Linked DNA regions of Mus musculus: all the other regions are linked to region 2. A link is a loop called in an ENCODE intact Hi-C map of the cell type or tissue named here. Cell type or tissue: left cerebral cortex. All regions are shown on one strand. Links, peaks and the distances in the headings refer to the core of each region. The heading gives the core; the rest is flanking DNA. Region 1 holds the start of Amotl1 (angiomotin-like 1). Region 2 has its middle 5.1 kb from the start of Gm10706. Region 3 overlaps Amotl1 (angiomotin-like 1). Region 4 has its middle 9.6 kb from the start of Gm34263.

The links. Peaks named below come from ENCODE experiments on the same cell type or tissue, not always from the same donor. Only the 100,000 strongest peaks of a DNase experiment are listed, where the experiment ranks them.
Region 1: it touches region 2 in a loop (2.2-fold over the local background); 5 of 42 quality-filtered maps call a loop at or near these places.
Region 3: it touches region 2 in a loop (2.1-fold over the local background); 2 of 42 quality-filtered maps call a loop at or near these places.
Region 4: a loop joins it to region 2, with 1.8 times the contacts of the local background. A loop is called at or near these places in 2 of 42 quality-filtered maps.

The regions. Positions count from the first base shown.
Region 1 is chr9:14,612,891-14,616,359 of GRCm38, forward strand. It overlaps Amotl1 (angiomotin-like 1), which reads right to left and starts at 2,110. Exons shown (of 13, transcript NM_001081395.1): 1 at 1,844-2,110. The coding sequence starts at 1,892. In left cerebral cortex, for the core only: no CTCF peak of the experiment used is centred there; DNase peaks (open chromatin) are centred at 619, 1,528, 1,846 and 2,311; H3K4me3 peaks cover 1,780 bases; H3K27ac peaks cover 1,355 bases.
Region 2 is chr9:14,697,616-14,701,084 of GRCm38, forward strand. No RefSeq gene overlaps it. Among named protein-coding and RNA genes, the nearest start is that of Gm10706, 5.1 kb to the right of the region's middle. In left cerebral cortex, for the core only: a CTCF peak has its summit at 1,578 (motif pointing left); a DNase peak (open chromatin) is centred at 1,561.
Region 3 is chr9:14,594,457-14,597,925 of GRCm38, forward strand. Amotl1 (angiomotin-like 1) reads right to left here. Exons shown (of 13, transcript NM_001081395.1): 2 at 1,995-2,144. Among named protein-coding and RNA genes, the nearest start is that of Amotl1, 19 kb to the right of the region's middle. In left cerebral cortex, for the core only: no CTCF peak of the experiment used is centred there; DNase peaks (open chromatin) are centred at 1,584 and 2,167.
Region 4 is chr9:14,632,300-14,635,768 of GRCm38, forward strand. It overlaps a transcript of Amotl1 not described here. Among named protein-coding and RNA genes, the nearest start is that of Gm34263, 9.6 kb to the right of the region's middle. In left cerebral cortex, for the core only: no CTCF peak of the experiment used is centred there; a DNase peak (open chromatin) is centred at 2,055; H3K4me3 peaks cover 641 bases.

The DNA of each region.
Region 1 (3,469 bases), core at 296-2,795, 85 kb before region 2:
CACAGTCTCCACACACTATTCAGTCTGCTGACACCTTCCAGCACACAGCTGAACAGAACTGCAAACACCTAGACAACAGTGCCTTCTTCTGAAGAGGGGGAGGAAGGGAGCCACAGGGACAGCAACTTCTTCCTTGCTTGCCACCTCTAGGTGGACAAAGGTGTTCCTCATAGGGAAAAAATGTGGCATGCAAGATGAAACAAAACCAGCTCACCTAGGAACTATGCACTCACACCAGGAACAGCACCAAATAAGAGGTTTCTATAACCTATTTTATGTCCTGTTCCACACATGACCACCCACACACACACACCAGGAACCCCAGCAAACAAGAAGTCTCTAGAACCAGAAGGTACTACATATGACACCCCCCCACACACACACACATATATCAGGAGCCCCACCATACAAGAGGTCTCTAGAACCTTCTATTCTATGTCCTGCTGGTTTTCTTTCTGTTCAAATCTATGCAGTCTGTTCCTTTGCTCTTCTTCCACACAGTTCAACCTAAGTACATTCTTATTCTAAGAACTTGAATCCCAGAGATCCTGAAGTACTGGGCAACACAACCTGGGCCCTGTGTGGTAGGCAGCCAGGGAGAATCTTAGCCAGCTTGGCAGGATCCACAGCCTAGTTTTGGAAGCAGGAAACCATGAGCGTTCCATACTTCAAGCCCTGACTTTTCACTCCCTGAAAGAGAGTCTTCTGGAATTGTAGCTGTTTAATATTACCCAGTTCTAGTTGTGAGCACTTTCGGTGAACAAGTTGACACTGTTTGGAGTTCAGTGGACCTCTGAGGCATGACATCCTCCACCATCACCAAGGACTTTAATAAGCAAAGCCCGCCAAACTTTAAGTCTTTGTAGGGAAACAGAACCATGGGCAGGAAGCAGAGGGGCCGAAGGACCAAATACCATCCAAAATGTAAGCATCAAGGCCCCGTGAGATCGAAACCTGTCTCCAGAAGCCGACGTCCAGGTAACCCACACACTATCCCTACTTAAAGGCATTTAGACAATACACCCACCACAAGAGCTGAAAGGCAAACATTTTCCAGGGGGAAAAAAGGAGGCAGAAAATAGGGGCACAGGCCCGGGATTCGTCTTCTGAGGTCCCCAAGCAGGGGACTTGGAGAAGGTGAGACCTCATCTCCCAGCCTGGCTACTTAAGGCTAACACCAGTGGGTCCCCTGCACTGTCAGGGGCCGTCACGGGCCGAGGTTCCACTTTCCTGTCTGCCACAAATGTCACGTTCCAAAAAAGTTCAACCAGCTCCCCCTTGGAAAGTTTGTGCTTCCTCCCGGAAACCAGATTTTTTCCAAGGCACTGCCAACAGGCCAGGGAAAGCCGGATCCTACCCCTGATTTGTGCAAGAAACTTGTTTGGGGAGAACAAAGAAGGCTCAGGGCGGAAAGGCCCGAGCCTCCGGGCCGGGGCGCGTCCTGGGGTCCAGGCTGGGCGCCCCGCGCGCCTTTGTCTGCGCCAGAGCAGCGGCACCCGCCAAGCCTCCAGATCCTCCGGGACCGCAACCTGCCAGCCACAGGAGAAATGCCAGTCCCGCGTCAGGGGCCCGCACGCGTACCCGAGTCCTTGGCCTCCCGTGGGAATCCCCCACGGGGGTACTGGGCACTCGGAGGGTAGTTCTGAACCGAATTCTGCTTTTTGTCTTGTTGAACCTTCTGGATCCCTCACAGGACAATCTGAGGCCCCAGCACAAATCTGGTTCACCAAGTCCCCACATCTGGTGCGGAGCTGATGTCAGCCTGGGCTCTCGGGAGCAGCCGCGGAGACCTCTCGGCCCAGTCAGGGGGAGCCCTCCCGGACCCCCGGCTTGAGCTGATTACCTCTAAGCACAGGCTCGCAAGGTCCCCGGCGCGACTTTGCCCTCCGCATGGGGCGATCATGGGACGATCCTGGCTTGGGCAACGCGGCGGCAGGGGAATGGCGGCAGGGGGATGGCGGCTGGGAGGCGCGGCGAAGGGTGCCTCTGCACTCGGGCAGCAGAGAGATGCCCCGTTCCCCCTCCAGTCCCACCCACCCCACCCCGCTGCCGGGTCCCTGGGCGCCCCGCGCTCCCAGTCGCCAGCGTGCTACCCAGGAGGGTCGCTGGTCTGATCCCTGTAACCCTACACTTCACCCCGCCCCGGCCCCGGCCGCGGGGCCCTAGAGCCCGTCCCCAGTTTCCCGTCGCCCCTCCCGGGATTTCGGAAACTGCCGGGACTCAGGCTGACGTGTCTCCCTGAGACCAAAAAGGGAGACTGGCTCCCTTGTTTTTGTCCCCTATCCGCGTTTGAATTCCTGTCACACTCACCATTTCTATCTGAATGCCTTAGAATCCTTTGCTGGAATATGCCTCCGAACTCCAGGCTAGGTTTGGTTTAGGACCAACTTTTCTTCTAAGTGGAATTTCCAGGTGAAAGCGATCCCCAGGCCCTAGTACTTCTATCAGGTGGGGCGGTCAGGATAGGAGGGGCTATGATGTGCTCCACTGAGGAACAGAACAGCTAGCTAAACAGACCTTCCTTACAGCCTTAAATGTTCAATGGCTTCCTAGGACTGTACATCCTGTGACCACAACCCTCAGGCTGCTATCTGCTCAAACAGAAGCAAAGAATTTGAAGTCTGTGACTCTGCCCCGCCTTCGAAATCAGACTTTTTCCCTAAGCAACGCTCCTTGCCCAGCCCTCTGCGAGGTTACACTCACTGTCTTCTGAAGCCATGCACTAGGACCTTTCTGGTCTGTCTTCTGAGAGCAGAGGCCAGTGGCTGCTGCCCAAGCCCCTACTTGGAGGGTTAGGGCATATCAAGGTTTCTGACGGTTGGCTCCTCTTTTCTCTCTTCTTACCTGGCCATGGGGGCAGGGGTCATGTCTGGCTTGTGCCATCTCCCTAAACTCACCCGCTCACCGCTTCACCCCCAGTGTTCCAGCCGGATTCCATGACAGCCCTCTGATTTCTCAGACAGAGGCCCAAATGTAATTGCTGAACTTATTTCTCAAGCACAGGCTTCGTTAAAGTCACCTGCCTTTGTAGAACACACAAAGCCAGGACGTGTGCACAGAAAAGAACAGGGCAGTAGGTCCCCTCTTGTTAAGAGTCTGGACAGGAGAGAGAAGAGACCAGCTCTGTGTAGAGGGGGAAGGGGCAGAGATCCGATGTGCAGGAAAAGGAGGCACTGGGCAAGCAAGCAGCAGTGCAGCCTGGAGGGAATTGGCAAGGTTTCTCACCAAGGGTGCTTGGCAAGAGCTGATAAATGAGGAAAGAGTTTTCACTGCAAAGGAAGAGACAACACGAGTAAGTGGACAGTCACAAAGTGCAGGGCTGGGAAGGACTGAACGGTAAACGTACACAGCTTCCACTTGGCTAGTGCGGAAACTCCCACCCGGCTGTGCAAGGACTTCCCTAACGGCACAGAACAAGTTCAGTAGCAAAGCCAAGGGTGGAAACCCATTTGCTTCCTACCACACAGCG
Region 2 (3,469 bases), core at 637-3,136:
AGGTGGAAGAGAGCCTGGGCAAGCACCCAGCTGCCACCAGTAAAAGGGGACAGGAAAGAAGGAGGAGCGGTAGACAGAGCCAGAAATTCTAGCACATCTCTGAGATAGACTTGGCCACGTTCAAGAGTACTCAAGGCCGCGAGATGGCGGAGTCTTCCGCTGGGAAGAAATGGTCCGAGTCTACAGCCTCTGTTCTGTGCCACATGGAAGGAGCCACAGTCACGATGTCGCTTTGTCATCTTCATTCCTCCCAAAGGTTTTAAATAGAAAATGAGACACGATTACTGCACCTCCATGGCACCCACAGGAATGTATTTAAAGTATGTTTTCTTCCACATCCTTCCAATCCCCCATGAAGGTGAAATTCTTTGCAACCCTGTGTTTAAGCCACGTTCATGTGTGCTGTAACCTTCCTTCCCAGCTGGTGGCGCTATTGTACAGGGTTGTGGAACCTTTAGGAGGCAGGGCTTAGCTGAAGGAAGTGGGTTGCTGGCGAGCTAGGACTTCCTGTCCTGTCTCTGCCTCTGAGCCATGGGTACAGAAGAGAGCCACCAGCCTCTCCAGACACTACAGTTGAATGCCTCCCCATCCAAGACACCCTGATCCCCTCAACTGTGAGCCAAAATAAACCGGTCCTCTCTTTAGTTGCTTAGTGCCACACATTTGGTCACAGCAATGAGAAAAGAAACTGATAAGTATCTAGAAAAAAAAGTGGCACTTTAAGCAGAGTTATGAGATTTGAGTCTAGCACAGTGCCTGGCATACAAGTGTGCTGACTAAAATGTGTCATCCGTTCACTGATCATCTGATCTTATTATGTGGTTCTCCTTACTAAAGCCAGCTACATTATCTTTGACGTCTACCGCTCTTACAATAATTCTACACAACGGGCATAGGGATTTTTATAAGATCTGAGGCTCAGGGTGACTAATTAACTCAAGGTCTCATGGCTGCCAAGTGGAAGTTCTAGGACTCAAACCCAGTGCTGCGCTGAAGCTGGCTGCATGTTTCTTTTCTCTTTACAACCAGCAGCTTTGATGAGATGCTAGTTAACTTAGGTGACGGTCACAGCAGGAGAGCCAGAATGGGGCTTATTGTAGCAACTGCCTGAAGCCTGGTAGCATTACTGGGATGTGGCACTTTTAAAACCTGGCGTTAAAAACATTTAGATGCTTAGGCTTCATCCATGATCAATGAAATCACTATGTGTGTGTGTGTGTGTGTGTGTGTGTGTGTGTGCGCGCGCGCGGGGGGGGGGGGTGATGGTAGCTAAATGGTAGAACAATTGCCTGACACATTTGAGGCCCTGAGTTTGACCCCCAACACTGAAGGAACAGAACAAAAAGCTGTTTCTGTGGTAAGGTCTGTCTCCCGCAGTGTAGACCACTCCTCCTCATGGTGAAGACAGTGTAAGAGAGTAAGAGGAGCCTACACAACGCCCAGCCTGTTGGAATCTGAATTTAAGCACAGATTTCATAATCCTATGCTGCTCTCTGGAGTTAACTCAAAGTTGATTCTCTAAGCATTGCAGCTCCCAGCACAGTAAAGGACAGTGTACATGCGCCCTCTGGTGGATCTATTCAGAAAGGCACCCTCGACAGGGGCAAAGCTGGTTAGACAAGGGACATAGACTTCATGCACACTGATTAATACAAGGCATCTGGTTAGATAGGCCTCTAGCCCACCCGTGCTGGTTCGTTTAATCAAGTCAACACAAACTCGAGTCACCTGGGAATCAGAAACTTCAAATAAGGAATTACCTCACCCGATTAGCCTGTGGGCAAGTCCGTGTTTTCTTGATTAATGATAAGATGTGAAGGTGACTAGTCCACTGCGAGCAGTGCCACCCCTGGACAGATGGACCTGGGCTGCATTCAAGGAAGCTGAGAAACAAGCAGCAGCCCTCCGTGGTTCCTGTTCCTGCTCCTGCTCCTGCTCCTGCTCCTGCTCCTGCTCCTGCTCCTGCTCCTGCTCCTGCTCCTGCTCCTGCTCCTGCTCCTGCTCCTGCTCCTCCTCCTGCTCCTGCTCCTCCTCCTGCTCCTGCTCCTGCTCTGTGGTTCCTGCTCCTGCTCCTGTTGAGTTCCTGCCTTGATTTCTGTCAGTGATGGAGTGTGATCAGGACATGTCACCCGACGCCTTTCTTTCCCAAGTTGCTTTCACTCATGGTGTTCATCACAACAGACAGCAAACTCGGGCAACCTTAAAAGCTTGACAGAAGGACACTATGACACAGATTGCCATTGCCTTGTGTCTCTGAGGACTCCTGTATATGACCCCAGCTTCCTCAGGAGGAGCTCACACATGAAATCCCTGCAAGGTTTTCTCAGTTTTTCAATACCGTGCATTAAGGCAGGAGAGAGTTGTGGCTTCTCTCTCAAGTCCGTTTGCATGACATGTTAATCTCATCAACTCTGGCTAATCTTGTGACTAATCCATAATTTTATCAGTTGCCAAGTGTTCAATACAGTCTAGTCATACAGCTGTGGATATTAAATGTGAATGCCAGGCTTGACAGTGGTCTGACCAGAGCTCCCCAACACAACTCAGGAAAAAGTTTTGGCCTTGTGTGGTAGTGCTTACCTGCATAGTGCCAGTACTCAGGAGCTGAGGCAGGGGTACTGTTACAGGTTTTAGAGCAGCCTGGATTCCATGACAAGACTGTCTCAAGACAGAGAAAGGAGAAGGTAGGAGAGGAAAGGAGGGAGGGAAGAAGGAAGAAGGGGAAAAGAACAACAAACGAATGTTTTTAGTGCAATGTGACAATACTGCTGCCTGGTGTCCCTCAGGTACCTGGCTCCTCCTCAAGAAGGCCTCAAGAAGACCTGCATGCACACACATGCATGCACACACACACACACGCACACAACTTCCTATGACCTTACACCATGGGAAGATTTTGGAAATAGTCTTTCCTTCTTCAAAACTTTTCTCTTCCCTCTGTCTACACTGTCATTCCTGGGGCATTCTACTGTGGTTCACAGTGGGGTTCCTCCATTCCACATCAGGACCCCAGCAAGGGAGTGCTGGTGAGAGGGGAGACTCTAGCAGAGGAGGAGTGCTGGTGAGAGGGAGGACTCTAGCAGAGGAGGAGTGCTGGTGAGAGGGAGGACTCTAGCAGAGGAGGAGTGCTGGTGAGAGGGAGGACTCTAGCAGAGGGGGAGTGCTGGTGAGAGGGAGGACTCTAGCAGAGGGGGAGTGCTGGTGAGAGGGAGGACTCTAGCAGAGGGGGAGTGCTGGTGAGAGGGAGGACTCTAGCAGAGGAGGAGTGCTGGTGAGAGGGAGGACTCTAGCAGAGGGGGAGTGCTGGTGAGAGGGGAGACACAGCAGAGTAGAGATAAGTAGTGGTGCAGGAGAGGCCAGGAGGACACCAAGTGGTGAGATGCTGTAACACAACATCTGGCTGTAACACTTTGCAAAGTGAAAGCCTCAACACCCTTGAATGAAGCAGATCTGAGGCAGTTACTGTGCT
Region 3 (3,469 bases), core at 332-2,831, 100 kb before region 2:
TGACAGTAAGAAGCTAGAAGCAAGCAGGCCCTACTTTCTGTACCAAACTGCTGTCCTGTCCATCTCTCTTCCTGATGTCCCCATGCCCAGGGGCTGGTTCCACTAACCAGTCACTGAGAGATCCCAAACAGAAGCCTCTTGCTTCTGACCTCCTCTGCCTCCAGTACACCCAATGTTTTGTTTCCTTCTCTGTACCAGAAACTAGTGAGTTCCAAGACAACCAGGGCTACCCAGAGACACTCAGAGAAACTAAACAATAACAATTGCAATAAACAATGAACATGCCAAAGAAAGACAGACAAAGGCAGGTTCCCGCCATCTCCTTCACTGAGCCTGAGTGAGTGTGTGCTACAAACCTTCCATTGTCCAGAACACTGTTGGGCGCCTAAAGGGAACAGAGTATTGATTGTCAAAAACACAGATCTACAAGACTGAAGGGAACAAGTGTCTTCAAATAAAAATTTTTAAAGTTTAGCTAGAACTAAAATTAAAATACTATAGAAAAGCTGGTTTAAGTGGATGGATAATGAAATGAATGGATCTTAACAGGCAGGAAAACTACCACATTCCCTTTACATTGGAAAGGGGGGAGAACATTTATCAGGCTTCATCTCTCTCCATCACCCTAGGACAGCAACCCTGGAGAATTGTTCGAAAGGAGGAAGGTCCTCAGTAAGGTTTTGAATTTCTTCTGAAATTCTGACTTATTTGTGAAAACAAAAAACTGGAAGCAGAGAAGGGGAAAGAGGCAAAGGACTTGAGAAAAGGCAGAGGAAGCCTTTAGAATTTGAGATTTAGAATTTAGAATAGCTGGCTACAGATGATGCAACTCTGAAGCCTCCATGTTGGAAGACAGGAAGATTCCCTCTCATAGAGGGAGTCACACAGTGGAGCAAAATAGTCCTTTCTACTGTGGGAAGGGTGAACATGCATGTTTGTGTGGGTATCATATATGTGTGGAGGCCACAACCTCAGATGTTGTTCCTCAGGAGTCGTCCACCTTAGTTCTCCTAATAGAATACTCTTTATTTGTTCTTTGACAATGCCATACATGTAAATGATGTATTTTGAGCCTACCTATTTACTGCCCACTCCTAGTTTCTCAGGCACTGTCCATTCATACCCTTTTACCACCACCCTCTTCCTCCCTCCTTCCTTTTTTCATCTTTCCTTTCATTTTTGAGCCCGTTTTATAACCCACTGGATCCAGTGCCGCCAGCCCAGCTGGGACCCTGGCAGATCTTGTCACCTTGGTCTTCTGCATGTCCTCGGCTGCTATGAGTTCAAGTGTGCAGCAGCCATGTGAGAAAATCAGCATCTCACAAGACTCCTGCTCCTCTCCAGCTCTCACATTCTTTCTGCTCTCTCTTCCACAAGGTTCTCTGACCCCTGAGGTTGGGGAAGAAGGTCACCTTGTGCTTTTGAGGCACAGTCTCTTACTGGGACCTGGGGATCAATGACTAGACCAGCAAGTCCCAGAGACCTGCCTCTCTCCACCTCACCAGTGCTGGGGTGACAACCATGTGTTCAGCTTCTTTACATTCTGGGATCCAACTCAAGGATACATTCCAAGACCCAATGTGGAATCCTGAAGCCAAGGACAGTGAGTGCCAAGTCTGTATGTACAAGGACAGTGCCAAGGCAGCGTGTGTGTATGTGTGTGTGTGTGTGTGTGTGTGTGTGTGTGTGTTTCTCCACCCCCACCCCGTGTGTGTAGCATACACCTTTATAAAGTTAACATAAATTACACATATGATTGTCAGTAGCAGCCAATAGTAACATAGACCTGATCTGACAGCATATAGCTGTGACTGTATTTAAGACTTATGAACCGTTTACTTCTAGTGCTTTTCAATTAATACTTCCAAATTGCCATTGACCTTCGGTAATGAAAGTGGTAGAAACTAAAGTCACAGGCACGGGGATTACTTAATGCAGAAGAGACGAAAACGAGAAGGTCTGACCCTCTGTGCTCCCAACGTGCAAGGACTTACCGCTTTTCCCCCTTAGGCCTCCACTTGCCTCCACTGTCAAAGTAGATGCTTCATGCCTCCCAGAATAGAGCTGCAAGTCTGGGTAGAAGTAGGCGGGGTCTTCTAGAATCTGCACAGGACTGCTGGGGCTGTAGCAGATGGGAGGAGGAGCTGGCAGAAAGAGAATGATGTGTGTGTTAGTGCCAATCACGTGCCCCCTTCCTGTGTGACTCATGCCCCCCACATGGCAACTTGTAGTGTGACTCTGCCTATTTCATTCATAAAATTCCAAAGCTACTTCCCAGAACTGTCACAAATCCAGCCACCCACCATGCTGACCCACAAGCTTCCAACAGCCACTGAGGGGAGGCGCAAAACTGTCACCCAGGGACAGCACCCACAGTCTTCTTCTGTGGAGCTCTGAGAGGCGTGAGGTTTGCAATGGTCAAGGTAGAGGGCAGAAACACAGGAATGGAGCAGGCCAGAAAAAGAAAAGTGAGAAGAACAGCTGTCTCTCCAAAAATATAGGATAGAAGAAGGGGTGGCCACTTTGCCGGGCCATGTGTCAGCAAGAGAATGTCCCAGGCTGAGACACAGTGTGCTCTGGCTCCCTGAGAGGCTTCTGAGTCTCACGTTGCAGTAGAACCAGTGACCTGGGCCTGGGCCTTAGCCAAGTTCATGGCCACTCAAGCTCCCTTCTCTGCTACACACACGTGCACGCGAGAGTGCGCACACACACACACACACACACACACACACACACACACACACACACTAGTGCACTTCTTTTTCAAGTTACACTTGAGGCTACTCTTAGACCCACAGCCACCAACCATGAGACCCCACTTCAGGGACACTGACAGCACATTTGTCAATTGTGGGAACTCCGGCCGATCCAGCCACGTTCCCTTCCTGTTCTGTCTGATATACCTCTGTGTGGATGCCAAGATTAAAGCTCTGCTTTTTGTTGTTGTTGTTCTCAATTTACTCTGGAGAGTCTTGTTATTATTTATTAAGACCCTTGCCTTAAAGATAATTCCATTTGAAAATAAAAGAACAATTTTCAGAAATGGCTTCAAACCAGGCATCTGAAATTTCTTCCTAAGTTTTGCACAAGACCAGAGCTACTAGCATCTCATGACACCAAGGGCCAAAGATAGGACTATCGCCCCTCTCCCTGAGTCATTGTGCCTCAGGTGAGATACCATTTGTATGTGCTCACCATATCGTAGGCACGTCTGACCCATAAAGATAAAATTATGATTTCCACTGCTGAAATGCTTACCTTGTAAGTTTCAAATAAAATAATTCTAATTGGGACTCTCACTTTAGAGATGATTACACACCAAACATGAAAGACATATTGTACCAAGATCAGCCTAAAACTACACTCCTAAGGCAGCATGCACTAGCTGCCCTGAGGAGAAGGGGGGTCCCTTTCTGGGCCTCGTCTTTTACAAGCATAACTCTGAAAGCCTGCAGCTAAAATTGGGTAT
Region 4 (3,469 bases), core at 671-3,170, 65 kb before region 2:
TGTTGACTGCCTGTTTAAGGAGCTGCCCCCCTTTATTAGTGCTTCAGCAGGGCAGTCCAGTCTGTTAATTCCAGAAGAAGATGTGGAGGGGCCTTCAGAGACATAAACCATCATTTAGACAGACTACTCACAGGTGAAACAGCGGGCTTCCTCTGAGCAAGCAGCGGCCGGCTTGCTGTTGCTTCTGCCCAGCTCCAGCATGAGAAGGGGTAAATAGCATCTCCCATACTGTGTGGCATGGAGCACGGGTGACATCCGTGCTATAGGACACATAGAAGCATGACCCAGACCCTTCCCTCTAACAAAGCACTTCTGGAAAGTAGATTACACGGCATTTGCATTTACAAAGAGGCTTCACCGTCATGCTTGGGAGACCAGCTTTGCTCAAGTGTTCGATCTGAGATTCCATCTACAGAGATGCAGCACCCTTACAACCTGTGTGAACCAGTTTTCTGCACAAACCGCTTCCCCATCTCAGGATGCAGCCTTGGTAACCAGACTTTTTGTTTGTTTGCCTGTTTGCTTTACTTTTTTTATTTTCCTTATTCTGGAGACAGGGTCTCATTCTGTAGTCCACCCTAGCCTCATATTCACAGTGATCCTCCTGTCTCAGTGTCTGAAGTGCCGGAATTTCAGCCATGAGTCACCACATCTACCCTTCTGACCTATTTTGAATGCTCAGCTCCAGGAAGTGAATATAAGTTGTGGATTGGATGGAATCTCACTCCCAATGCTATGGGGCACCATAAAAACAGATTCTCTCAGGACAAGGCAGGCCTCCTGAACCCAACAGGCACACACACACACACACACACACACACACACACACACACACCTGACTCTGAGAAGGACAAGAAAAGTATGTGGATAATTTCTCTTCTCTGTTATTGCTACCTCATCCCCTCAAATCTTTTTATTTCAAGGCAGAGCTCTGAGGCCCATGATAAGAGAACAACCAGAAAAGCCTTGACAAACCAGGCTGCTAGAAATAAACGCAGAGCAAGAGAAAGGAGGTCTGGCTACCAAGTGAGGCTACCAACAGGGATCTAAGACTGCCTTCTGGTCACACCGGGAAGTCTGTCTCTGTCTCTAGCCACAGACCATGCATGCATCTCTAATAACCACAGGCATGAGAAGATGCAAGGTTCCGTTCCCAATGCCTACAGACTAAATAAGTGAACACCAGTGAGAAAGGGTGCCCCTAGTACCTGTAATTTAATGACTACATGGCAACTTCTGAGAAACAATATACCCTTACAGGGTCTTTCTCCTATTGGTTACCTGGTAAGACAGACACATACACCAGCAATCCTGGGCAGGGGTTCAAGATGCTAACAGAAGCCAGATTTGAAAGTCTGCAGTGTTGCAATGACAATTGATCTGGAGGCAACACGTGTTTGTGAGCCATCCCTAAAATGCTCCGTGCTCCGACCAAGCGAAGGGCGGTGGCATGAAGAGGCCAATTCCTGAGAATGGAGCCTGCACGCAGGTATGTCTCCTACCTGCTTCTCCACCCACCTTCCAATCCTACTCCCTCTGGAACCGCGTGGTTCTGGGGAGGAATTCTGGTAGTGGGGAGAAAAGGGGAAAGGCCAGACTTACCTAACTCCTCCGGGCTGAAAGATGCAGAAGCGGTGTCCACAAAATCACTCTCTGGGAAAGAAGGAAAGCAGAAAACAAAAAACTGAGTCACTGCATCCATTCATGGCCAATAAATCAGGAATTCTGGAGAGCTCAGCTCCCTTGGAAAAGCGCAGGTTCTTTCTCTCTAATCCATTGAATGTGTAAAGAAACTTGGGGAACCCTTCTGCCTAGGGGCACTCATCCTGAAGCCCGCAGGTGCGCATCAACTTTCCGGGTTGGGATAGCGCAGCTCCCAGTGAATGGGGCTGCAACCCCATCATCTGTCCTCAGCTCCTGGCGAGCATTGCTATGTCCTGCCAGGTGCCGACATCCCAAAGTTTTCCTGGTAGTGTGGGTGCTCCTGAACGCGCAGTGGCAGTGACGAGTGACAAGAGCTGCGCTCACCAGCCCCACAGCCTGCGAGCAGCCCTGCCCGTTGCTAGGCTACCGTGGCTATCATGAGACACACGCGCTGACTCCCCACTCCCTGATAGAGGATGTCCTCCAGCACCCTAACCCTTTTGCTCATTTATTTAAAATGAGAGACTTGCTTGCTCTGAACGAATTCCCTGGTCCTCTGCATTGAGTATGCACTCCTCCACCTGCCCAGGGGTCCGGAGAGGATTCTCAGAGCTGGACACTATCGTAAAAGTAGGCAGGGCAGACTTCCTATGCCTTCCTCCGTCCACCTTTTTTTTTTTCTTTTTTTTTTTTTTTGGTTTTTCTTAACCTGCATTCCAGCTCCATAGTCTGAGCATTAGTCTCTCCTCATAAGAGACCATTTATTCCTTGAGTAAGCTAAGAAAATTGGTCTCCATTTCAAGGGCAGAGAAGCAGCAGCTTAGTAACTTGGGACAGACAGAGTCTGACTTTCCTGTCATGATGGGCAGAGAGTAAGAATCGCCTCTTTCTTTAGCACACCTTGAGTGGTTTCAAGTAGAATGGAGAAGCAGAAGTTGAACGTTCTAACTAGTGTCTGGCTAGCGTCTGGCTATTGGACTCTCCTTGTTTGGATCATTGAGTAGTGTGTGTAGACACACTGTATTTCCCCCTTGAGTGACTGATAGCTTTGCCAGGGCAAGTCTAGTGTTTGGGGTGTGAGGGGATCTAGAGACAGCCCCACAGCAGATGGTCCCCTCTTTCTACCTAGCAGTGACAGAGAGGGATGGACGGAGGGAGCCTGGTTCTCTCTCCTTAAAGAACTGACAGTTGCCAGTTCAAAGCTTCTGGAGCCTTCTATGGGTTCAAAGTGACCAGAGCAGGGGCTGTAGCAGCCAGGAGGTCCTGGGTCTGGGTCAGATCGTTACCTTGTAAACAGCGACGGTTTGCCATACTCAGCTTTTGGTTACATAACACTGTGGAAGACTAGAAAGAAGCACCAGCCTGCATTTCTCATGGGATGGAGGAGAAGCTGTCCTTCCCCACCCAGGCAGCCATTCCTGAGCCATCACCCTGACATCTAAATACTGCTGCCCTGTTGTTGATTATGGAAGTTCCCAGTTCAAGAACTGAATACACGTGAACACATTTCCACACGACACTCTACCCCCCACACACACAACCCCCAAGATCCTTGCGTGTGTCTTCATCCTCCTCTCTGAAGGGGTCTTTGAATTTCTTGCTGTCAGACCCTGTCTGTCCTTGACAATCACAGGTCATATCCCATGTTGCGTCTGCTTGTTTTGGCCACGCACAGACCCATCTTTTAAAGGCATTACCGTCTGGCTTGCTCTTCCTCCCCTCAGTCACACTCCCAGGAGTAGTCTGGACTTCATCTGTACAAAGTGGATTCTGCTCACCCTCTGCTCCGCTCTTTGATGTTCTCTTCATCATTGACCTGCTCCCC